Linked DNA regions of Homo sapiens: region 2 is linked to region 1. A link is a contact called in ENCODE Hi-C or POLR2A ChIA-PET data. All regions are on one chromosome and are shown on one strand. The core of a region is the stretch at or near the end of the contact, and the rest is flanking DNA. Distances in the headings are between cores, read along the strand shown. Region 1 has its middle 18 kb from the start of ROCR. Region 2 holds the start of LINC02097 (long intergenic non-protein coding RNA 2097).

Region 1 (7,091 bases), core at 1,707-4,206:
CCATCTAACTTTTCTGAAGGTCTGAGATGTTCAATGGGAATTGGATGGGCTAAGACACTGTGTTGGAAAGCCAGTGGAAGGTGCCACTGATTTCTATGTCACCCTTGCTTAGTTCTTTTTGCAAATATTTTTTAATAAAAGAGTTAATCACACTCTAGCCATGACATGGAGGTGAGAAGGTATAATCTCTTAGGGGCAATGGTAAATACAGGTAACCTAGAGATGGGATTTAAGATTGCCCTATCACAGCAATCTATTTCTTCCCTAACACTCTTCTCCTTCCTAGACTATTCTTGGGCTTCCTTGACATTTTTTCATTTGGATGAACAAATTTCTTTCTCTGGAGCCTTCTGTGGTTGCCTGTATTAGTTTTCTATAGCTGCCGTAACAAATTACCATAAACCTAGTGGTTTAAAACAACACACATTTATTATCTCCTAATTTCTGTAGGTAAAAAGTCCAACCTGGGTCTCACTGGGCTAAAATCAAGGTATTGGCAGGGCTGTTTCTTACTAGAGGCTCTGGGGAAGAATCAAGTTCATTCAGATTGTTGTCAAATTCATTTCCTTGCGGTTACAGGATGGAGGTCCCTGTTTCCCTGCTGGCTGTCAGCCGGGTCACCTGCACCCCTTGGCTCCTGTCTCTCTTGCTCCTTCTTCAGAGCTAGCAAGTCAAGTCAAAATTCTCATTTAGACCTCCCCTTTGGCTTCCTCTCTTGCACATACCTCTGCCTTCCTCTTCTTTTAAGGGCTCATGTGATTACATTGAGCCTACCTGGATGATCCAGGCTAGTCTCCCTACTTTAAGGTCAGCTGATTAGCAACCTTAATTGCATCTTCAAAGTCCCTTCACAGAAGTACCAAGGTGAGTGTTTGAATAACCAAGGGACAGGAATCTTGGGATGAAGAAAAGGATCTTTACAATCCTTTGTACTGCACCATCCTACAGGGTGTATTAAGCCATTATCAGTCACTAACACCTTTGTGGAATTAGCCTAATGGGTGGATTTCCGGTATTACTACCAGCTAAAAGGAGTATGATGATTTTTTTTTAAATTGCTACATGAGAAATTACATGGGAGATTAATTACTTCAGTGTTTGAGATGGTCAGGGGTTAGAAATTTTTGGCAAGAGCACATGAGGGCAGTGGGGTTCTAAGCTAGGTAGCATAGAGGGAGAAGTTTTCCATAGAGAAAAACAAAATGAGAGACTTTTTCCAAAGGGAAAAACAGTCATTACTTAACATTGGTCTGATATGTTTGAGGTTGAGAAGTACCTCCTGATTTATAAATAATAAAATGCTATTGAAACATACATTGTCTTCATTTGAAGTATAGCTTTTAAAATAGCTTTTAAAAAGTATAGCTTTTTAAATAAAAATTCAGTTTAAGAAAAAACTGAATTTCTTAAACATTTGAGAAAATATTTGAAAACAATTTGCATGAGCTGGGTATAGAAGAAATCCTTTTCTTCTCCCTTTTCCCTTTCTTAGTTTTAAAAGTTGAATTCAATTACAATTTAATCCTAGCCACATGAAATGTACTCTTTGTAGTATTGTGCAAGTAGCTTTATAGATACAGATAATGTTAGCATATAATATCTGCTGCTTCAAAATATCTGCAGGAGCAAAAATTTACTGCCTTCTTTGATGATATAACATACATAAAACATGCATAAAGATATACTTTATGTATATTTCTATTTGTCCATATTTCTACCTACAGAGACATATTTCTGTCTCTCTCTCTCTCTCTCTATCTCTCTCTCTCTCTCTCTCTCTCTCTATATATATATATATATATATATATATATATATATATATATATGTCAAAGTCTATATAATATATGCCATGTTATTATATGGACATAAATACAAGACTTTGCATTCTTGAACAAAAGCAATTGCAATATTACATAAGTATTGCACAAGTAACTGCAATATTACAAGTTTTATTTTCACTCAGATTCCATTATTACATGACTCTTTTCTTAATTCCCCTTGGAATGGATGTAGGTCTCATCCAAATACCCAAACAGAATCACTTCCTAATTGCAAGTCCTTTCTATGGCAATGGAAAATATATTCTTCTTACATGTTTGTTTTGTGGTCATCAAGGTTTCCCATCCACGGTCTTTCTGTGAATTCCCTTTGGGCTTAGTTTGGCCCAAAGGAGTGTTTGCAGGAGTGACTGGAAGACAGGCTCACTTTTGATAAAGGCATATCATTTCATCAGATTTGACACATTCAGAATCCTACCCACCCTCAGTACCTGGGGTTTTTCAAATCATATATTAATCTGTGTCAAGTTGACTATTGTCCGGTATTTTCAGGCCCTTGACTGGAAGTAACAGGGCTGAGAGAGAAAAGAAATCATATCCTGTCAATAAGCGCTGAAAATATTTAGTGTGGCAAGCTCTGTGTTTTCTTTCTTATGAAAAGCTGATTAATATTCAGTGGTTGAAGGTTAATACTCCATTCATTTTATTCACTTTACATCCTGCACACAGCAGTGACTGTTCCAATTTCAACCCCTAATTCATACAAATCTGGTTCCAATCAGGAGATTAGTAACTTACTGCCTAAGCAGAAACAAATCACACAATTGCTAAGCTTATCTTTCTACCCATGCACAGACACGTACATGTGCTTGAAATGGACTCATTCATGGGCAGATGCAGATTCATACAGACAGCAAAGCTTCATCAATGTGGATATAGCTAGGAAATTTCATTTGCTGGCACAACATGTGATAGGGACAGATACATGAAACTGACACGAAGAAGGCATTGTCTACATATATTCAGATGTGCCCAAGTCTCGAAACTGATTCAATAATTGTGCCCCTATTATGTCTTCTATATCACAAATATTTCTGTACTGAATCATATTTTAAACATATTAGGATGAGTCATTAAAAGACTCCCTACACTTTGTTCTTTCGCAGACTATGGCTTTATTCTGTGAGTTAACTACCACGGCTCAGTATGTTTGTTTACAAATTCATTTTTATGTTCAAAGGGTTTCCATACAATTGGACACCACTTTTTTTAAGGAGGTGAAATTGCAGCAGGATGAACCTGACAGTAATAATAAGCGAAGTTTTTCTGATTATATACGTAAAACTTCAACACAAGTCACCAAGGTAGGAAGAGAATTCACATTTCCTGAATATTTTTTGAAATCATATCTCATTTGTCTGGAAAGGATTAAGATCAGCCCTGCAGAGGTCTGCTCTGAGGCTCCTTGTTTAGCGAGTCTGTGATTTAGGGATATCTGTCCATAGTCATTCTGCAGGAAAGATGAGGGTAGGTGAGCATCTGCACTCAGGGTAGGAGGGAAGGTAGGGTAGGTATGTGAAGCAGTTTGCTCTTTAGATGATGGCACACAGAAGCTGACCTAAAGAACAAATCATCACAGCGACTGGCCATCAGATGGCGAGAATAATGGTGATTGTTTTGTTGTTTTTAAATATTGTGTATATTTTTGCTCAACACATATGTTATGCTGCTACAAAACGGACACAGTGAGACTAAAAATATGTCTCAGTGTTTCATACTACCAGTGCTTTATTTAGGGGACTTGATTTTGATTCCTTACTGAAAAGGATGTTTTCCAAAGCCTTGGAGAGATGGGAATGAACGCGATGCTAATACAGCTTTTTTGAAAGCCTAAAATCGATTCATCACCTAGAGACCTCTAGGGTTTCATCCTCCTTTCCTTTCCTTTTTGACTCCTATATTACAGAAAAAGGCAAAGTGCCAGATTTAGAGCTTACAAAACAAATACAAAAGCAAAAAACCCACAAAAATCACCACCACCATCACCACTGAACAACCGTGTCTTAGAATCATATCTCTTTCACTTGCTGGTTAAATGGCCTTGACTTCTCTGAGCCTCTTACTCTAGATGGAAGATGAAACAATGCAAACATGATGCTTAGAACATCACAGGACCTCAATGGTGGCCATTAATTACAGGTTTGATGTGAGGACTATGAATTCATATTTGTGAAAATATTTGGAAATCTATGCATTGTTAAATTATGCATCGTTACTATTTCTTGGTGTAATTATATATACATTTTTTAACCTTTAAGTTCAGGGGTGCAAGTGCAGGCTTGTTTCATGGATGAATTTGACACATGGGGGTTTGTGGTACAAATTATTTTATGACCAAGGTATTAAGCCTTGTACCCTTTGGTCATCTTTCCTGATCCTCTCCCTCCTCCCACTCTCCACCCTCCAAAAGGCTCCAGTGAGTTTTATTCTTCTGTGTCCATGTGTTCTCATCATTTAGCTCCCACTTATAAATGAGAACACGCAGCATTTGGTTTTCTGTTCCTGTGTTAGTTTGCTAAGGATAACGACCTCCAGTTCTATCCATGTCCCTGCAAAGGGCATGATCTCATTCGTTTTTATGGCTGTGCTGTATTCCATTGTGTATACATACCACTGTTTCTTTATCCAGTCTGTCTTTGGTGGGCATTTATGTTGATTCCATGTCTTTGCTATTGTGAATAGTGATGTCTTTATAACAGAATGATTTATATTCCTTTGGGTATATACCCAGTAATGGGATTGCTGGGTCAAATGCTGGTTCAATTTTTGTCTTTAGGTCTTTGAGGAATCACCACACTGTCTTCCATAATGGTTGAACTAATTTACACTCCTACCAACAGTGGATAAGCATTCCTGTTTCTCCATAACCTTGCCAGCATCAGTTATTTTTTGACTTTTTAATAATAGTCATTCAGACCAGTATTAGATGGTATCTCATTGTGGTTTTGATTTGCATTTCTCTAATGTTCAGTGATATTGAGCTTTTTTCATATGATTGTTTGCCACGTGTATATCTTCTTTTGAAAAGAGTCTGTTTATGTCCTTGGTGCAATTATATTTCAAATAGGTGAATTTTTACCTGTCTGTGTCTACCTACTTGATATGGTTTGACTATGTCCCCACCCAAATCTCATTTTGAATTATAGTTCCCATAATCCCCAAGTGTTGTGGGAGGGACTCCATGGGAGGTGACTAGATCATGGGGGCTGTTCTCATGATAGTGAGTTCTCATGAGAACTGATGGTTTTATAAGAGGCATTTCCCCCCTTCACTCTGCACTTCTCTGTGCTGCTGCCATGTGAAGGATGTGTTTGCTTCCCCTTCTGCCAGATTGTAAGTTTCCTGAGGCCTCCCCAGCCCTGCAGAACTGCAAGTCAATTAAACTTCTTTCCTTTATAAATTACCCAGTCTCGGGTATTGCTTCATAGCAGTGTGAGAATGGACTAATACACTACTCTCCCCAACCAAGCTTCAGCCCTAGCCTACCACCTGCTGTATTCTCTTTGAATTGGAGGAAACACCATCACCTTCATTTTTAGGTAAATCTTAAGCATCTTATAGCTACTGCTAAAGGCCTGGGTCAGCAAGCGCCTGAGGAGCCGGGGAAGTTTCTATCAGCAGGAATTGCAGTTCTGATGAAATTCATAACATGCCTGTCATACAGTGCTTGAGAATATGGAGGCCCAGATCTCAGATTAATACCCAGAAAGCCACATTTTATTCATGAATGCCAAGTCACACTAACCTGGGGAAGTCCTTGGAGTCTTAACTGGGACTTTCCTGACCGCTTTCTGACCTGCACCATCTTTTTTTTTTAACTGTGGTACAATATACACACCATAAATTTATCATCTTAACAATTTTTAAGTGTAGAATTTAATGGAATTAAGTACATTTACATTGTTGTGCAACCATCACGACTATTCATCTCCAGAATGCTTTTCATCTTATAAAACTGAAATTCTGTACTCACTAAACACTAATTACCTATCTCTCTTCCCTCAGCCCCTGGCAGCCACCACTCTAGTTTCTATCTCTATAGATTTGTCTACTCTCAGTATCTCATATAAGTGGAATCATATACTATTTCTCCTTTCGTGACTTATTTCATTTAGCATCATGTTCGCAAGATTCATCCTTGAGACATGCGTCACCCCTTTTTGTGTGAGGAGGAAGCGGCAGCTACACCCCTAGAAGCATTTAGGGGGTGTCGAGGAACCAACACATTGAGTCTCCGTGAGGTCATTGGGTACTGACAACAATCCAAGGTGAGATATCAATGCTAGCCTTACTTGTAACTGGTGATGATAAACCACGATCAGCAGCTCTTGACATTCCAGGGGTTCTGAAAAGAATTCTAGGAGAGAAGGACTCCCAGCAGAAAAGCACTGGGAGGCAGCTCTTACGTGCAGGCAGTCACTACATGGAAACTTGTGGTAGGGTTTCTCACTGCAGGGGAAGGCTCACTATAGCAGCACTTTCTCTCTCTATTTCACAGATGCCATCAGGAGGGATCTTTGGCTTGGGGAAACACTGTTTTCTCTTCCTGCCTTTGGGTGACTGTACAAACTTAAAAAAAAAAAAAAGAAAAAAAAAAAAAGAAACCCTCCAGCTTCAGCACAGCTCCACACAGGGTGTCTAGCCAAAATGCAAAGTTTTACCACAGTGCACAGGCAGACAGTGTTTTTCAAGTGCGGGAACAGAGTGAGGTGCCTTTCAGCACCTTTTTCGGCACTTCTTTAAAAAATGATTTAAATTGGAGGCAATAGCACCAAATGCTGAACATCTGACACGCAGACAAGACTTAATGAATCATACACTTTAACAACATCACTCTTCTCTAGCCACTTGACTTGGCGTCCATGGTTGTTGGTTTTTTCTCCCCCACAAAAACATTTGTTCTGCAGACTATTTGCTAGTTAGAGTGTCCTGGGCAACTCTTCATATTCATGGCAGGGAGAACTGGCCCAGGAAAACCTGCAGACCTGAGTTCCTCTTAGAGTCTTCTCTTTCTCTCTGGATCTGAATTTCAGAGAGAAAGGACAGCAGTGCTCCTTAGAGACTGGACTTAGAACCACCTTTAGTCTATCCCCAGCTTAATCTCTTGCAGAATATTCAAGTTGCACAACCAAATGTTTTCAACCCTACAACATCCAGCATGATCATGACTGATTTGAATCAAAATACTAAAAAGCACGTCATTTTGTAGGTAGAAGAATTCTAATTCAGAGGAAAAGACAGTAATTCTGAGT
Region 2 (7,468 bases), core at 2,088-4,587, 64 kb before region 1:
GCTGTGAAATGAGGGGCTGGTTGGGTGGTTTTTTTTTATGTTCTTTCCAGCGTTGACTTTTATGGTCTTTGATTCCAAGGTACCTCGTCGACTCTGAAGACGAGAGATGGGTAGGTTCTAACTCCAGATGAGCCACTGCAAGATGGTACCAGGATGAGATAGAGAGTCTCTGTACTATCTTTTATATGTTCTCAAACCCAGCCAGGGATCAGAGTGACAATATAACATGGGGAATCATAGAGATGTTTATGGTAATTCTGCTATGAGTCAACTGAGATGTCCCTTATGGAGATAACTTCCCATACTATAGGCAGTTGGACAAAGATGTAAATGCCTTGTTTACAAATGCTACCCAGATCTCCTAATTAGGACCACACATGCGGAGAACCCAACAGCTTTTGGACTTATCGGCCAATGGTCTTCTTGGGAAGGTCTCTCCTAGTCATGGGAATTGTCTTTTTATTGTTCAAGCTTTTGCATAGACCTGGAAGAGGCATCCATTGCTGTTACCCCTGAGTTTATAATCATGCTGCAAGTCCAGTGGGGAACTTTGGCACAAAGCATTGAATGAGATGGGACTGCACTTATGTAGCCTGCATTTCTTGAGAATAAAGATTTCTGTTCATTTAGTGCAGTGGTTATCATCTGGGGGAAAACCAGTGAGTAGAGGCCAGGGATGCCACTAAAATCCCTACACTGTGCAGGAAAGCTGTCAGCCCTTTGTCCCACAAGAGATTAACTGGTTCCAAAAGTCAGTAGTGCTGTGGTTGAGAAACCCTGTTTACCACCTGTAGGTTCCAGAGAGCTCGGATGGTGGTGGTCATTGTGCTAAGTTTCAAATTCAGTATTTAGGTTTGGTTTTTAGCTTATAGGCAACAAATTGGCTGACTATGGGGTGAAAAGGAAGCACCTCCTTTATCAAGATTGGCTTCAAAAGATGTCTGCCTCCCCTTCTGGTGGGTCCTGTGTCCATTCACAGTGTGAGAAATGGAAAGGAGGTCACTAAGAGACTTGCAATGGATGTAATAACTGGATGCAGAAACTCTGGATCTGAAGGGAATGTTCATGACTATTTCATCCCTCCTGCTGCCTTGGAGAACCAAACGCAGGAGCCACCCAAGGTGAGACTGGGGATTATGCAGTTTTCAACGTTGCTTCCCATGGACTACTTCTCCTTCCATCATTTGCAGATTTTTTGGTGTCTTTTTTCTTCTGGAGACTCTCCCCTTTTCTCTGAGCAGTGTTCTGGCTATTTCAGATCTCTGCATCTATGGAGGAACACATGCTAGTTTGTTGTTGTGTGGCCAAATGCCAGCAAGTCATTGCATTGTGTTACCACTAGCAACTCTATTAGCCTTTTTAAGTGAGGTTCTTGAAAAAAAATAATGCGTAGCTCAATTTTCCAATGGTGAAACCGTAGGTATCATAATACTTTAAGGAAGAAAACACTTTTGGTTGCAGGTCTCTTTTACTGCTTTTCAAATGGTTGTGTGTAAGCAATCATTTACTCTTAATATCTACCTTATCCATGGTAATATTCCAAGCAAGATATTGTATACTCTTCCTTGGAAACACCCTTGAGTATTTAACAAGATAGAGTCCTCTAGATAACATAGCCCTACTTGCCTAAATCTAAACTCTTGAATATAATGAAAAGTCTCCCATCTGGACCATCTTGGAATAGTCATGGTTTATAGCTGTTAAACTCCAAATCAGTTACGTCTCTTGGCATTAAATACGATTTGCCTTCCAGTTTGTCTCATTAGCACTTTTCAGCCCTCTCTGACTTAGAGTCCCAGGCCGTTGATGAGGGCACAGGTGGGCCGTAGGGTTAAGCAGAAGGAAGGAAGCCACCCCCTGCCTGCCATGCTCAGTGATGGACCACTGGGTCCTACCCAATCTATTTTCATCTCCCAAGGCCTTTTATGACCTTGCTTTAGAGAAAGAAAACCGCCCTTCAAAGGCCTCGCTCTGTCAATTTCCCCCACCATATGTTCTTATTAAAATGTTTATGACACTCTTTATCTTAGGCTTATTATCTTAGGATTGGTATTGATTAATAAAACATGCTACAAACTAAAACTTACTATTTAGATTTTAAAAAGTGGGAATAACAATAACACATATATGATTTTAATCATTTTCTAAGCAAATGTTTCTAGATGCAAAGTAGTCTCAATAGCAATGGAGAACACTATCAGGGCATATTATTTTCAAACTAGAAACACATTGAATATATATTTGTTTGGGTCATATGCCTCATGATTTTTTTTTATGAGACTAGATAAAGTATATTGCAAGGCCGATAGCAGCAGAGCATTTATTGACATATTTTAGGTGTTTTCCTATTGACTGTAGTTTGTCTTTGTTTGACAAATATAGCCCTGTCAATTCCTTTGATGATGGTGTTTTCGCAAAGTACTGTATGTTCAGATATTAGCATTAACAGCATATGGTAAATAAGCTGTTTATATTAAAGATTTTCATTGTCTTATTATAAAAGTAGTTATGCTCATTGTAAAATTTTGGAAAGCATAGAAAAGAGTAAGGAAGAAAATAAATATAATTCATGATCCCACCACCCATTTATAACCGTAATTTTTTAATAAACATGTGGATACATTAAGATACAGCTATACTGCATACATACACACATATAAACAAGTAAAATATATAATTATTTTGGTAACTCTATTGCATAACCAATTTTATATACTTCTACTACCATTTTACTATGAACATTGCCTATCAGGACAGAATTCTTTATAAACAGTTTTAAAGGCTCTGTGGTAAAACATTATGAGGGTGCAGCATAATGCTTACTCACTCTTAGCAGTATACAAGAAGGCTGTTTTCAATTTTTCACTATGATTAACGATGCCATAATAAGCAGCATTGTCTCAATCTCATAGATTTTGTGAGAGGTAAATGAGATGGTTCATGTGAAGTTCCTAATATAATAGTGATAGATGTTCAAAATGCCTTCCTCTCCAGCTTTCTTCCTCTCCCTCCACCTATGTTTCTCCTTTTCTACCTTTAATGCATTTTTTTTTCCTTAAAAATAAGACCCTAGAATTATAGCTACTTGGTGAACGTATATACACTTTTTTTTAAATTTGTAGTAATTTTTACTTCCCCATCAAATGCAGTTATGTGCATCTAGTTCTTGATTGGCTTGAGATGCCTTGTTAACCTCTGTCCCAGTCTCAATCCCATGTTAAAATATAGAAAGGTGGGAATGAAGGTGTGCTCTGAAGTCAGTTATCACGGGTAGGAGGGTCTGTGAGTACATTTCCAAGTCCTTGCTGTCTTCCAGTCTTATCTAGCTGAAACCATCAGCCCATTTGGTTCCTGGGCGTACCCAGATAGAATGGTGATGCTTTAAGAGTTCCATCTGCACTAGGCATCTAGAATTTGATTTGTTGTGGAAGGTAAGATCCAAACACCTTCTTGTCCACAAAACCCATTGAATTGTGCCATATTTATTCCATTCATAAGATTGGATCCTTTCTCCCATTTCTGATTTATATATACTTTACCTCCTTCTTGCAATTGTAATCCTGTCCTACACACTAGTCTGTTTGGCTGGGCTTCAAGCTTCTGTCTGGTTCCTGCCGACTCCTTACCCCTGGGGAAATGCAGTCTGTTTCCAACTGGACAGGCCATGTGGAAGCATATTGCTACCACTCTGCCAGGTGTACTTAGAAGTTTTTGCTCTCCTCTTTCACCTTCAAGAACTAACTAATTTCTTTGAGCACTTATAGAATTCCAGATCAAGGCTAAATTTCCCATTCCTCTTAGGTGTGTAGACCATCTCTCTTCTCAAAGCACTGACCCTGGGGCTGATCAGACAATCAGTTTTGAGCTCATCCGTCCCAGAATCCTTCCTTCTTCATGGCATTGGCAAATGCCACCAACTTCTCAGCCTGCTCAGGGTCAAGCCAGCTCATGAAAGGACACCCTCTGGTGTGCTTTCTGGCTGTTTCAGGACCACAAGAAGAAGCAGCAGCTCGCAAGAAACATGTTGCTAAATAGACCTGGCTTCTATGGGAATCCCGGAGTTAAGCATTCCCACCCCTTTGGGCCACCTTTCACATTTGATTGATTTTTTTTCGATTGGTTGTTTGCCTGACCTGATCAGAGAGTTTGGACAGGAGTTTCTGTTGACACTTTATTTCACTTTGGGTAAAGTTTAAACATGACTTATCACAACCCTGACACATCTGGAAGGCCATATTTTGCCCCCCTCCTGTTGTCTACCTCTTTCAATGATGAGAATATAGGGCATAAAGGCCTTTTTTGTACACGAGGAGAAAGTTCATTGCCTTGGGTCCTTTTAGAGGTAAGTCTTAGGCCGTCTAGGTTATAATCACTGCTAGATGATCCTTCTCTTTTTTCCCATTGTTAAAAACCTTCATACTTACTTTATTTCCCACAGGTGAAAACCATCCATTTCTTGGAGAAGTGCCACGGTGGGGTTGCAAGTCCCAGGATCAAGTTTTCGATGTGTCTCTTTTTCCCGTAAAGTGGCTGAAATCTGAAGCTGAATCTGCAAGTGTCATGGAGTCATTGAATCTCACAGTCTCAACTGATAAAAGTTATTAAAGGTCGTCTGGTTCAGCCTTCTACTTGATGTGGAAATCCTTTCTACAGTAACTCTGTGTGGGAATCACAGTTCACTTAGGGGCTTAGTCTCATAGTCAAAATGTCTTCTTCCTAAGTGGGAAATTACTTCCAGCTTCTATTCATTCAGTAGTTGTTTAATACTATCTCTCTCTCTCTCTATATATATATGTATTATATATATATATATATATAAAATATATAATGTGTATATATATCTATATATGGATATGTATACGTATATATACATATATAGAGAGAGAGAAAGAGAGAGAGAGAGTATATCTCCATCTAAAAGCAGAAGCATAAAACATTATACCTTTAACACCAAGATCCAGTTAGGTGTGAGCCCCACAGGCATGCTGCTGGGCCCATGGGACCTTAAGTTTAGTAAATTCCAGAATTTGCCTTTAATAAGTTCAGAGTCTTAATATCTAAATATATATTTTAAAAGATGTCTAAAACAAGTTTCCTACTAAAAAGTGACTTATAGTCTAGAAGGCAAGGAATGACAGTCACTCATACTTTCTTTCATGTGGTAATCATAATGGTAATAAGAATGATACCTTACATGCATTGAATGCTTTCTCTGTGCAGGTACAGTTTTAAGTGCTTGACGTGAATTAACTCATTTAGTCATCATAATAACACTGCAAGGTAGGTAAGCACGTTCATTAACTTACCCATTTCACAGAGGAGAAAACCGAGGCACAGCTGCTCAAGATTATACAACTAAGAATAAGAGGATCCAGGATTCAAAGTAAAGCATTTTGCCTCCTGAGTCTGTAGACTGTACTGGTATGCTGTTTAATCTCTTGCAAACAACTAAGATGTTTGGTAGAAAGAGAGAAATGCCATGAAAGAGAAAGGGCAGACTCTTGTGCTTGGAAAAGATGACCTGTTTTGATGCCTTTGTAGATGATTTATGCCTGGTGTCGGCTTCTCTCGGGCATGTTTCTAGGTATGAGGGAGAAGGGAGTCACTGGCTTAATCTGTTGGTTACCACCTGTAATTTACAGCAGCAGGGTTCACACTCAACTGGAACTTGGTGTTAAAATGATAATATTTTATGCTTTTGCTTTTAGTGGGTGACAATAAAAAAATCAATGGATTATAATTACAGGACCTTGAAGTTTAGTGTTGCCCCAGACTATAATGAAAATCCATTTGTGGTATGACAACCACAGATTAGCAATTTATCTCTCCTGAAATAGCAAGGCAGTTTATTGTGTTGCTGGTTTGCTACCACTTGCAGAAGGGACCAGATAATGTGCCAGGTTGCCCTGTGAGTAATAACCTGGTTTTATTATACAGGATAAATCAATCACATAGCTTCTTGCATTGGCTTAATGAGGTTAGATTAGCATGCACAGAGCTTGGGAAATAGTTATTGGTCAACAGCCTCCAAGTGCTGACAGAGGACCCTCAATGGGCTGAATCTGGAGTGAATACTCAGCAATTTGCTTTGCAGGAGGGTGATAAGAATCTGAGACTTGGTTTGGGAGTTGGTTTTCAAGAGGGCAAGATTTCTTTTTCTTTCTTTATTTTATTTTATTTTTTTTTTTGAGATGGAGTCACCCAGGCTGGAGTGCAATGGTGTGATCTTGGCTCACTGCAACCTCTGCCTCCCGGGTTCAAGCAATTCTCCTGCCTCAGCCTCCCAATTAGCTGGGATTACAGGTGCCTGCCACCATGCCCGGCTAATTTTTTATATTTTTAGTAGAGCTGGGGTTTCACTATGTTGGCCAGGCTGGTCTCGAACTCCTGACCTCATGATCCACCTGCCTCAGCCTCTCAAAGTGCTGGGATTACAGGCATGAGCTATGATGCCTGGCCAAGAGGGCAAGATTTCTAAAATACAGTTGAAACTGCAGACAACTTTTGTAGATGAGTAGATCAGTAATGAAACAAACAAAAAAACCCCCAAACAATAATTTTTTTAAAAAAAGAACTGGCAGTCTTTGTCATTTCCCTTTGGAATGATGGATTTACTTAGGAGAGGACATACATAGAAGGGGAATGGATTATAGAATATCACACTAGCTGAGGGCCCCAAAAGGAAAGCATCCTGCCTCTCTATGGCTAACATTGGTTGGGGTGTGGGAGTTGTTTTGGCACAATGTCTAGTGACTCCCTGTCTTTCCAAGCTCCCTTATGTCACAAGTGCCACCTTTATTGCTTGAGCTAGGTTCGTGGCAGGGGAAAGACATTATAGTTCCCCTCTGCCCTTTGTACCCTGGCTTTTCTGTAGATGTGTTAGAGCCTTCCTTTGAATATCTTTCAGACATTTGCCAATAAGAGCAAGCTGAAAGTAATCAAGACCTTCTCCCTTGGGTGAGCCTTCCTCACTACATATCTCTCATGAAGCTAATATCTTAATTTGCCCCCACTCTGTGTGTACAACTAATAAGAGTGCCATGCATTGGGCCAGGCACGGTGGCTCACGCCTGTAATCCCAGCACTTTGGGAGGCCGAGGCGGGCAGATCATGAGGTCAGGAGATCGAGACCATCCTGGCCAACACGGTGAAACCCTGTCTCTACTAAAAATACAAAAAAATTAGCCGGGTGTGGTGGCATATGCCTGTAGTCCCAGCTACTAGGGAGGCTGAAGCAGGAGAATGGCATGAACCTGGGAGGTGGAGCTTGCAGTGAGCATGAGATTGCACCACTGCACTCTAGCCTGGGTGACAGAGTGATACTCCGTCTTAAAAAAAAAAAAGAAAAAGTGCCACGCATTAAAAATTAACCATAAGGAGTTGTGTTGTGGGATCTGGAAGAGGGAAAAGTAGACTCAGAGAGAGGGTTCAGGTGAGGTCCAGTATTGGCATTCTCTATTTCAGGGTC

Evidence for each region. A loop is a pair of places that touch in the nucleus more often than their neighbours do. ChIA-PET counts read pairs that join two places held with the same protein, here RNA polymerase II (POLR2A). Pooled maps may share reads with other maps.
Region 2: a loop to region 1 is called in a map with no recorded cell type, with 6 times the contacts of the local background. The contact joins the promoter of LINC02097 here to the enhancer-like site in region 1. A Hi-C loop is called at or near these places in 1 of 37 single-sample maps with no recorded cell type and 2 of 50 pooled maps. POLR2A ChIA-PET finds 5 or more read pairs at or near these places in 1 of 52 experiments (Panc1).

The regions. Positions count from the first base shown.
Region 1 is chr17:72,004,201-72,011,291 of GRCh38, reverse strand. No RefSeq gene overlaps it. Among named protein-coding and RNA genes, the nearest start is that of ROCR, 18 kb to the left of the region's middle. RefSeq lists enhancers at 4,977-5,046, 5,567-5,716, 5,907-6,246, 6,647-6,726 and a silencer at 6,367-6,436. Within about 2 kb of position 2,956, at least 2 of the 41 ENCODE cell types and tissues checked have a DNase peak (open chromatin) inside an H3K27ac peak, as active enhancers do.
Region 2 is chr17:72,068,202-72,075,669 of GRCh38, reverse strand. LINC02097 (long intergenic non-protein coding RNA 2097) reads right to left here and starts at 3,337. Exons shown (of 6, transcript NR_110827.1): 1 at 2,828-3,337. SOX9-AS1 (SOX9 antisense RNA 1) reads left to right here. Exons shown (of 7, transcript NR_103738.1): 6 at 1-1,121; 7 at 4,439-4,628.